Regions from separate parts of the Homo sapiens genome. Here region 1 is linked to region 2. A link is an interaction called in ENCODE POLR2A ChIA-PET data of the cell type or tissue named here. Cell type or tissue: CD4-positive, alpha-beta T cell. All regions are shown on one strand. Links, peaks and the distances in the headings refer to the core of each region. The heading gives the core; the rest is flanking DNA.

Evidence for each region. ChIA-PET counts read pairs that join two places held together with the same protein. Peaks named below come from ENCODE experiments on the same cell type or tissue, not always from the same donor. Only the 100,000 strongest peaks of a DNase experiment are listed, where the experiment ranks them.
Region 1: POLR2A ChIA-PET joins it to region 2 with 5 read pairs; 18 of 35 experiments call an interaction of 5 or more read pairs at or near these places.

The regions. Positions count from the first base shown.
Region 1 is chr17:77,310,014-77,315,378 of GRCh38, reverse strand. All of the region lies in intron 2 of SEPTIN9 (septin 9), which reads right to left. Among named protein-coding and RNA genes, the nearest start is that of SEPTIN9-DT, 31 kb to the right of the region's middle. RefSeq lists enhancers at 191-1,026, 4,817-5,318. In CD4-positive, alpha-beta T cell, for the core only: no CTCF peak of the experiment used is centred there; no DNase peak of the experiment used is centred there.
Region 2 is chr17:77,463,035-77,468,399 of GRCh38, reverse strand. All of the region lies in intron 3 of SEPTIN9 (septin 9), which reads right to left. Among named protein-coding and RNA genes, the nearest start is that of MIR4316, 69 kb to the right of the region's middle. RefSeq lists enhancers at 890-1,642, 1,643-2,394, 2,346-2,475, 3,076-3,135. In CD4-positive, alpha-beta T cell, for the core only: no CTCF peak of the experiment used is centred there; DNase peaks (open chromatin) are centred at 2,589 and 2,969; H3K4me3 peaks cover 1,481 bases; H3K27ac peaks cover 2,736 bases.

The DNA.
Region 1 (5,365 bases), core at 76-5,075, 150 kb after region 2:
GAGGTGGAGGTTGCAGTGAGCCTAGATCACGCCACTGCACTCCAGCCTGGGCGACAGCGCGAGATTCCATCTCAAAAAAAAAAAAAAGAAGTTAGGTGGTCATTCTTCAGTCTCTGGCTTGGCCTAGGAACTGCTTCTTTTTCAAGATGCTATCAAATGCCTCCTCCATTAGGAAGCCTTCCCTGGTTGCCCCCTCCACTCCTGTCCTTGCCCCAGAACACGGCCCGGCCCTCACGGACAATCCTGACATCAGAGCCTAATAGAGATTTTCCTCTTCATGGAAATTCATACTCCAAACTGAATATGTGTGCAGGATAAGCCCCTGTTCCCATGTGAAACAAAAGTGAAAGGTGCGGATCACCTGCCTTTCCCCACCCCTTCTCACAACAATCTGGGCTCCACAGGGGCCCAGTAGGAGCCAGGTCCAGTTCAGCCGCCCCAGGTGCACCATCCTGGGCACCAGCGCCTCTGTCCCCTTCCACGAAGCACAGCTTCATCCCCTGGTACCCAGTGGGGAGGGGACACATACCAGGCATTCCCCAGGGTGGACTGTGCTCCCCACACCAGGCCAGGAGGCCCTGGGGCTGGTCCAGCCATCCAGAAAAGGGAGCAGGCGGTCCAGGTGACACTGATGTGGGCAGCAGGGGCCTTCGGGAAAGGGTCTTCGTAGGATCGGCCCCACCTTGCTCCAGGAGTACACACTGGGGAAGGGTGCTGCGCGGAGGTGGAGAGAACGCATCTTTGGCTGAAAGCATGCTTTCTGATGCTCTGGGCTCGGATTTGCTGCCATCTTCCATGTCCCCTCACCTAACACACGTTCCAGTAAATCCTCCATGCTGATGAGCGCCAAGCTATAGAGGACGCACAACCTCTCGCTTTAAAAAGTGACTTTTCCTGCTGGGTGTGGTGGCTCACACCTGTAATTCCAACACTTTGGGAGGCCAAAGTGGGAGGATCACTTGAGGCCAAGAGTTCAAGACCAGCCTGGGCAACATAGAGAAATCCCATCTCTACAAAAAAAAAAAAAAAAAAAAAAAGTCCAGGCACAGTGGCTCATGCCTGTAATCCCAGCTACTTGGGAGGCTGAGGCAGGAGAATCACTTGAACCTGGGAGGCAGAGATTGCAGTGAGCCAAGATCATGCCACTGCACTCCAGCCTGGGCAACAGAGCAAGACTCCACCTCAAAAAAAAAAAAAATTTTTTTTTTTGAAACAGGGCCTTACTCCCTTTGCCCAGGCTGGAGGACAGTGACGTGATCACAACTCACTGCAGCCTCAGCTTCCCGGGTAGCTGGAACTACAGGGCTGTACCACCACGCCCAGCTAACTTTTTGTATTTTTAGTCAAGACGGGGTCTCGTCATGTTGCCCAGGCTGGTCTGGAGCACCTGAGCTCAAGTGATCCTCCCACCTCGGCTCCAAAAGTACTGGGATTACAGGCATGGGTCACCATGCCTAGCCTGAAAACATTTCTTTTAAGAATTAGCCAGTCATGGTGGCGCACAACTGTAGTCCCAGCTACTTAGGAGGCTAAGGCAGGAGGATCCCTTGAGCCTGGCAGGTTGAGGCTGCAGTGAGCTATAATTGTGCCACTGCACTCCAGCCTGGGGGACAGAGAAAGACCCTGCCTAGAAAGAAAAAAGAAAAAAAAAAGACTTTTCCATTCATTTCCTGCTCATCCTCAGACTCAACCACTGAAGTTTGCTTCCCTGAATTAAAAATGAAGGAGCTCCGTCCTGGACTCCCTCCTGCTGACCCTGCTACTGTACCTGCCAGCAGAGCCAGCCAAGACCCTCCAGGCTGGCCCCAGCCTGGCCCGCCTACAGCCTCCCAAGCAAGACGGATTCCCAGGCTGAGGCCAGCTGCATTCCTCTCTGGAATCTTTCTCCACTTTTTATTGTGCCTCAGACTTTGGCTGTTCCTAAATAAATACAATCCAGCTATCTCTGCCCTTGGGGCCGCTGCAGGGTTTACTGGTGCAAACCGCCTGGGCAGGCCTGTTGCTTTAGGAGTCCTTCCAGGTCAGCGTGGAAGGAAACCAAGACAACGGGGAGAAGCAGCCCGGTTGGGCCCAATTCCACTCTCACATGCTCGTGCTCAGCCAACCATCTGGGCTGTAGCCTGACAGGAGCTGGAGCTGGCGCTCCATTCCTAGAGGGGGCCCCCGACTGCCCCTGCAGAGCGAGGGAGGTCTGGGGGTGCAGAGGCCAAGGGCCCTTGCAGAGTTTGCCCCAGGTCCCCTGAGTTTAAGCTTCTCTGCAGCCAACGGAAGACTCCCCCGAGAGCGGGTGTCTTTCATCCTGCTTGCTCAGTAGGTGCCCAGTAACCGTTCACTGGATAAACAATGAATTTGTGGATCCAACGTGAAGATGATCTAAACCAGCGCCCCCCCATAGAACTCTCCGCAATGATGTCAATGTTCTGTATCTGCCGTAGTCAATATGGCAGCCACATGTGGCAGTGAACGCTTGCAATGTGGAAGGGCTACCAAGGCAAAGAGTTTCGCATTTATGTTATAATTTAAACTTAAATAGTCACAAATGCCTAGCGTGTGCCCCGTTATACAGACCCTTTTTGTCACCTTCTTCTCCTCCCTAGAGACATTGCATTCGCCATCAATTTCTTACCCGGGAGGCAAACGGAGAAATGCTACTCTTTAGCCAACGCAAAAGAAGGCCAATATTTGCATTTTAAGCTAGTTTTTTGGGCAATTCTCCCAAGCATCTCCTATCAAGGTCAGTCCAGCAATATTTCCTGACTGCCTGCCACGCACCAGGAAAGCATCCCGCCGTGGCTCTGGTCCGAGGCTATGGAGGACACAGAAATAACCAAGGCCAAGCTGATAGAAGGGGTGTGACAAGATGGCCCAAAGTCACTGAGTCAGCTAGGAGGTCCAGGAGCATGGAAGCCCTGCTTTCCAGAGGACAAGTGGCAACCCATCCAGGGGGGGCCCGAGCACTCAGAGCCAGGAGCGCAGAAGCAGGGGGCTCCAGGCTGGAAAGCGGTATCAGGGCCAGGCTGGGCGGCAGCACGAATCCACCCTCGAGGCTTTGGGGGCGGAAACTAAGGGCTCTATGAGTAAGAAGACCCGGCCCAGGTCTAATGGAAATGATCGGGTGGAGGGATCCTATCACCCGGTCCCCAGCACACAGGGAGGGAAGTGGTAATCGTCCTCTAAATGTTGGCCGTGGAGGGGAAGGAGCCACAGCAGGGCAGGGGTGGGGAGGATGGCACCTGCTGGTCCAAGGAGGGATGATGGAGGCCCAACCAAGACATGACCGTGACCGGGGCAGCCTGTCCAAGGGTCAGTATGCAGAGGGCGAGTTGATGAGATCTTGGCAGCCTGTTGAGACCTGGGGGTGCTGGGGAGGCAGAGGTCAAGGTCAACTCTGAGATTTCCTGCTTGCAAACCTGGGTGGGTGGCAAGGCTGATATCAGAGAAATAGAGGAAGAGTGGGTAGCTATGGGTGAGAGAGGAAGTAATGAACTAGGGGTGCCTGCAAGAGCCCAGGGGCAAGGTCCTCGGGCAGCCAAGATGCTGGTGGTCTCTTCCACGACCAGCTCCCTCCACGTGGCACACTTTTGTCTGCATGGCTGGGCATGGGGCACCTGTTCGTCCGACACACTTTGAGCAGCTACTCTGTGCATTGAGGCAACGTGGCACGGTGCCCTGGGGAAATAGCGAGGAGGCACTGCACAGGCCCCACCCTTCTGGCATTTTCTGTCTCCTGGGGATGGTGGCAGTTAAATAAGTGACAGCCAATTGTCAGGAGAGTTTGGCTCTGATTCACCAGGTGGAGCCAGGCACTCCTGCCGGAAGAGGCATGGGAACTAGCATAGGATGAAGGGAGGCAGCGAGCACCAGCCCAGGCCTTGCCCCCACAGGGCCCTTTTTTCACACCTACTTGTGCAGGCGTCCCCTGTGAGGGCAGAGACACCTGCAGTGCTTGAGGGAGACTTCCTGCGGGCGGGGTCGTCCATCCACAGCGGCCAGGTGGGAGGTGCATCAGTGTCCTGTGGCTGCCATAATGGACCACAGCTGTGGGGCTTGAAAAAATGGAAGCGGGTTCTCTCCCATGCTGGAGGCCAGAGGTCCAAAATCAAGGTGTCAGCAAGGCCACACTCCCTAGGGAGGCTCTGGGGTGGGGTGGGGGGGGGGTCCTTCCTTGCCTCTTCCCAGACGCTCCCTGGCCTGGGGCTGCGTCACTCCATCATCTGCTCCTGCCTTCACGTGGCTCTCCCCGGTGTGTCTGTGGCCTCTCTGCTTCTTTTAAGGACACCAGTTGTTGGATTTAGGGCCCACCCTAATCCAGAATGACCTCATCTCAAGATCCTTAACTACTTACATCTGCAAAGACCCCATCTCCAACTCCCAGGTCACATTCTGAGGTTTTTGGTGGACATGAGTTTGTGGGGGACACGGTTCAACCTAGGACAGAAGGGATGATGGGGGCACTGGGGAAAAGGCCACACACCCCAGAGGTATTGGAAGATGGAAGAGCAGGACCTAGCGACACGGGATGTCAGGCAGAGGAGTTGGCTCCAAGGATCCCAGCCGGGGTCTGAGGGCCAGAGGGAGGGAAGCTCAGGCACCACTGAGATGAAATGCTCCGTGCACCGTGGGAAACAGGGCAAAAGTCCGCTGGACGCTCAGTCAGAGAGGCGGCTGCCTGAGGCACAGAAAATGAGCGAACATGGGAGAGCCTACCAGAAGGCCACTCGGGAGGGCGTGGTGGTAACATCTAGAAGGGCTGAGAAGCGCATCTCCACAGCCCAGCCAAATCCACCTGGGGAAACACACGTTCCCGGCAGCACTAGTAACAGAGAAGACCTTCGGCGATGTCACCAGTGGGCCACGGGACGGGCAAACTCTGCCTCCCCACACAGAGGAACACTCGCTAGCTGCCAAAATAAGTGAACCAAGGCTTCGTGGATCTACACGGATAAGTCTCCACGCCGTCACGTTGTGGGCACAGGCAGGGCAGCCACTGACTCCAGTGAGGCACCAAGGATGTGATGCTGATGACGGCATTCAAGAGGAGACAGACCTAGGCTGCTCAGTCACACGATGCTGATGACCGTATGCAAGAGGAGACCAGGCCGGATGCGGTGGCTCACACCTATAATCCCAGCACTTTGGGAGGCCAAGGCAGGTGGATCACCTGAGGTCAGGGGTATGAGACCAGCCTGACCAACATGGTGAAACCCTGTGTCTACTAAAAATACAAAAAAAATTAGCCAGACATGGTGGCGGGTGCCTGTAATCCTGGCTACTGAGGAGGCTGAGGCAGAAGAATCGCTTGAACCCAGGAGGCAGAGGTTGCAGTGAGCCGAGATGGTGCCACTGCACTCCAGCCTGGGCGATA
Region 2 (5,365 bases), core at 54-5,053:
ACCCACAGAGGTCCTCCCTGCCGGGACCATCCCTTCCCCATGCTGTTCCTAGAACTCCCACTTGTTTTCCCGGGATAGCTCATCTACACTGGGTTCCTCAGTTTTTGTTTTGTTTTGTTTTGTTTTGTTTTTTTTGAGATGGAGTCTCACTCTGTCGCCCAGGCTGGAGTGCAGTGGCACTATCTGGGCTCACTGCAAGCTCTGCCTCCCGGGTTCACGCCATTCTCCTGCCTCAGCCTCCTGAGTAGCTGGGATTACAGGCGCCCGCCACCACGCCCGGCTAATTTTTTATATTTTTAGTAGAAACGGGGTTTCACCGTGTTAGCCAGGATGGTCTCGATCTCCTGACCTCGTAATCCGCCCGCCTCTGCCTCCCAAAGTGCTGAGATTACAGGCTTGAGACACCACGCCCAGCCTAGGTCCCTCAGTTCTTACACACGTGGCCCTCCGATTGCTGTCTGGGGTCTGTCGCATTCACTACCCACAAAACCTTACACGTCCGAAGCACCCAGTAAGACGCTGTGAATGAGTGAATGAATAAATGAATGAATGGCCAGTCTGCTGTCCTTTCGTCCGGCCCCTCGTCTCTCCCAGACCAGCATGGGGGCAGCCACGGTTCCCGTCTACCCCGGTAACACCGCTCCCTCTGTGCCGGCCGCGCTGGCCAGAGTCCTTTCCCACGGCGTCTCCGCGGCTTCGGTGTGTGGCCGCCTGTGAATGAGACTCATGATTTCCGGCTTCCACCATCCTTCTGGAGCCACAAAGCATTAAGGCGGAAGGATGGATGGGCTTCCTGGGACAGCCGGGGTGGGAGGCCGGTTCAGGAAATTTTCTTCAGGAAATGGTCAGTGTGGGATGAGGCGCCCGGTGGGAGGGGAGTGGAGTGGGGACTTGGGGCCTGGCTGTTCTGCAGCCAGGGACCCTAATCCCCACCCTCTTCCCCGCCCACTCCCCAACCCCAGTGCTGGGCTCAGGGCCCCTGGGGTCTCTCCCAGGAACACAGAAGACACAGTAAGGACCAGGGACACAGGACAGGCAGAGCCCATGGGCAGGAGGCCTCCAGCCAGTACACCTGAGCCTATGCCTGGCTCCAACCAGACACTGAGACCTTGGCCAGGCCACTCCCCACGCTGAGGCAGGGGGGCCCCTTAGAGGCCACTGGTCCCCAAGCACCGCGTGGAAGACATGCCACGGAGAGCTAGCATCTTCTGAGACACCAGCAGAAGGTCAGACGTCTCGCGGCCCAAGGATGACTTGGTCCCAGCGTCTATCCATCTGCCGTCCTGCATGAAAAGCCTGACGTGACATGGCCGGCCCCAGCGGAAGAGTGATTCGGGAACCGGCAGAGCGGATTTAGTAACTGGCAAACTGGATTTAGTAACTGAGACACTGCCAGGGGCTTGGTAGAAGTCCTCTAATGTACCAGACCCAGCCCTGACCCCCACAGAGCCCAGCCGAGCACTAAAAGGTGCAGAGGCCGAGCTGAGCACCAGGGGAACACTGACCCCAGGGCTGACCGGTGCTGTGCGTGCACTCTACAGTTTACAGACGGCTCACATTTACTCGATCGCATCTGACCCTCTCCTGCGAGGCCTTCCTCAGATTCTCCGTTCCCTAAAGTCATCAGTTGTGCCTTCTGAAATCAGAGCAAAGTAATAAAACTGCAGTAATAGCGTGTTCTTATGAACGCTGTGATGTTAGCTGGTTAAATGAGGGAGCCCCCAGGGTCTCCCACACTGCCCCGACCCTGTGTGCCTTCTGGTCCTGGCCTACCCTCCACACCTCCTGCTTCTCTTCTTTCTCCTCCTCCCGAGGACCCAGGGCCTGGGGTTGACCTACTGTGGGACTCCAACGGTGACCTCCTGGAAGAAATGCCCGCTTCTTCCTTCCACCCAGTAGTGACCCCTGGCTCGCTCACGCTCACGCAGCTAACACAGGCAGCAGCCGGAACCTGGAAGCTCCTGGGGTGGGAGCCTGTCCCCTCCCAGGCCCTTCCAGCCCGAACTCCGGGAAGGAGCTACATTCATATGGTAATTTCTCCCAAGGCTGGGAGGGGGAAGGGGCCTGGCCCGGGCCTGACCACTTTCCTGAGGCTGCGCCCACTGGGCCCTCCAAGCCAGCTGGGCTCCTCGGCTGCATCTCTGAGGGATGGTAACAGACTACAGTGCAAACTGCCTACCGGCTGGCTGGGCAGTGGGTGCCCAGATGCGGGCCAGGGCCTTCGCTTTACAGGCTGTGTGGTGGTTTAAAGTGGGCACTTTCATGGGCACACATTTGTGTTACAGTTTACTCGTGTGTGTGTGTGTGTGTGTGTGTGTGTGTGTGTGTGTGTGTGTGTGTGTGTGACAGTCCAGAAACATGGTAACTTATAGCTTCCCCAAGACGTTGGCCCTGGGAGACCTGCCCACCTGGGGGCCCCAGCACTTCCAGCCTCCCCCAGGAAGGTCTTGTCTCCCTTGGTTTGAAGTTGGCCCCAGGGAAGAATCCTCTCAGAAAAATAAAAGTCACTTCCCCCAGCCTCAGCCCAGCCTCCTTCCAGGGGTGAGTTACACCAAACTCACCCTCTCCCTCCCCTCCCACTTCCTCTCTCACGCTGCAACTAGCTGCAAGTGGCTCACCCACCCAGGCCTGCCAGTCTACCACAGAAAAGACACTCGAACTTTGCATTTCCCCTTTCTGACTTGTTCTGGGCTCCAACAGGCAAAGGAAACTGGAAGTCAGCAGCCAGGACCCAGCTGCAGGCCCCCGGGGTCACTCTGCGTCCCCACCCCAGCCCCACCCATCCCTGCGTTGATTCAATGTCCATTCATCCTAGTTCATGGAGCGAGGCCTGGACTCAAGATAAAACAAAGGGGGCTTTGGCCTCCTGGGGCTCACAGTGCCCGGTGCCGGCGAGACAACCTCAGAGCACAGCACAGAGAAATGGCTGCGACACGGACTCGCAGCACCTGGCTGGCCAAGCACAGCAATGCACCCCCACCAGGCCTGGGTCCCTCAGCAGACACATGGCTTAAAGGCTGGTTGGCTAAACCACATGATCTTGCAATTACCCAAGAGAAATGAAAACATGTTCACACAAAAACCTGTAGACCAGCACTCACTGCAGAATTCTTCACAACAGAATTATGCCAAAAAGCAGAAACAACCCAAATGTCCATCAGCAGATGAAGAGATACACAGTGTGGTCTATCCACGATGGAATATTATTCGGCCATGAAAAAGAATGAAGCACCAGCACCTGCTACAATGTGGATGAGCCTTGAAAATATTCTACCAAGTGAAAGGAGCCAGACACCAAGGCCACATACTGTACGATTCCACTTATACAAACTATCTAGAACAGGTGAATTCATAGAGACGAAGGCAGATGAGCGGTGGCTAGGGGCTGAGAGCCCGGAGTTGGGAATGGGGATTGGCTAATGGGGGCAGGGTCTCTTTTGGGGATGATGAAATGTGCTGGGATTAATGGCGATGGCTGTGTAACTGTGATGGTTAATTTCCTGTGTCAGCCGGGCGCAGTGGCTCATGCCTGTAATCCCAGCACTTTGGGAGGCTGAGGCGGGTGGATCACGAGGTCAGGAGATTGAGACCACGGTGAAACCCCATCTCTACTAAAAATACAAAAAAAAAAATTAGCCGGGTGTGGTGGTGGGCACCTGTAGTCCCAGCTACTCGGGAGGCTGAGGCAGGAGAATGGCGTGAACCTGGGAGGCGAAGCTTGCAGTGAGCCAAGATCGCGCCACTGCACTCCAGCCTGGGCGACAGAGCGAGACTCCGTCTCAAAAAAAAAAAAAAAAATTTCTGTGTCAACTGGACTGGGCTATGGGGCACCTAGGTAACCGGTCAAACATTATTCTGAGTGTGTCTGTGAAGGTGTTTTTGGATGAGTTTAATATTTAACCCTTTTACCTTTTAGAAAGTTCAGCTCACTGCCAGCACTCACTTAATTTTACATAAACACGCTCTTTGAGGCTGAAGCAAATCTGACTGGATGCTCTGTGTGAAAATTAAATATAAAAACTGGCCAGGCGTGGTGGCTCACGCCTGTAATCCCAGCGCTTTGGGAAGCCGACATGGGCCAATTATTTGAGGTCAGGGGTTCGAGACTAGCCTGGTCAACCTGGTGAAACACCGTCTCTACTAAAAATACAAAAAATTAGCCACGTGTGGTGGCAGGCACCTTGTAATCCCAGCTAAACTCAGGAGGCTAAGACTGGAGAATCACTTGAACCCAGGAGGCAGAGGTTGCAGTAAGCCGAGATCGTGCCACTGCACTCCAGCCTGGGCAACAGAGAGAGTCCGTCTCAAAAAACAAAAAAATTAAAAAGAAAAAAAATTTTTTAAATTGTTCCTGCAGTTATTTCTAAGCAAAACAACAGAGTCATCTGAGTCGTCTATTCTGGAAAAATCAGATTCATCAAATGAATCTTCAGCCAACAACTGATCAAGAACAATGTTAACATCACTTGTAGGAATGCTGTGTTCTCTAGGATTTGACATTTTCAGCGATCGAGAATTACTATTTTTTTTTAAATTTTATTTATTTATTTATTTTTTGAGATGGAATCTTGCTCTGTCGTCCAGGCTGGAATGCAATGGCGCGATCTCGGCTCACTGCAACCTCTGCCTCCCGGGTTCAAGCAATTCTCCGGCCTCGGCCTCCCAAGTAGCTGGGATTACAGGTGCCTACCACCACGCCTGGCTAATTTTTGTATTTTTAGTAGAGATGGGATTTCACCATGTTGGCCAGGCTGGTCTCCAACTCCTGGCCTCAGGTGATCAGCCTGCCTCAGCTTTCCCAAGTGCTAGGATTACAGGCATGAGCCACCACACCCAGCTGAGAATTACCATTTTTTTTTAAAGGAAATACCACTACTAAAAATGGAATGCTATAAACAGAATGATGTCTTTTGTTTCCAAAGTCGATATACTAGAGTGATGTGAAAATAATAATAAAAGCAAGATACTTCCCGGCAAATTTATCTTGGGGTGAACGCTGCAGCCACAAGCACTGCTGGTGAGTATTCTCGGGGCAAACAGGAAAAGGGTGCAATCAGGAGCCTGGGTAAAGCAGACTGTGTGCTCTGATGGGGGTGGGCCTCACCCGATCAGTTGAAGGCAACAGGGCTTGGAACGCACACTCCAAGATACAGTGCCTTGGCATAGTAAATATTTTCAGCTGAAGGAATTTAAGAAATGGCAGGTCCAAGAAGAACTCACTGACCTGCCCCTTCTCTGAAGTAGATCATAAGCCCCTCACGTAAGAGGTGCCCTCCCTACACCCAGCGGAAAGGAACAGCCTCATCTCCAGAGACAGAGGATCTGAGAGGGGCCCCAGTACACAGGTCTTGCCGAGACCCCCACG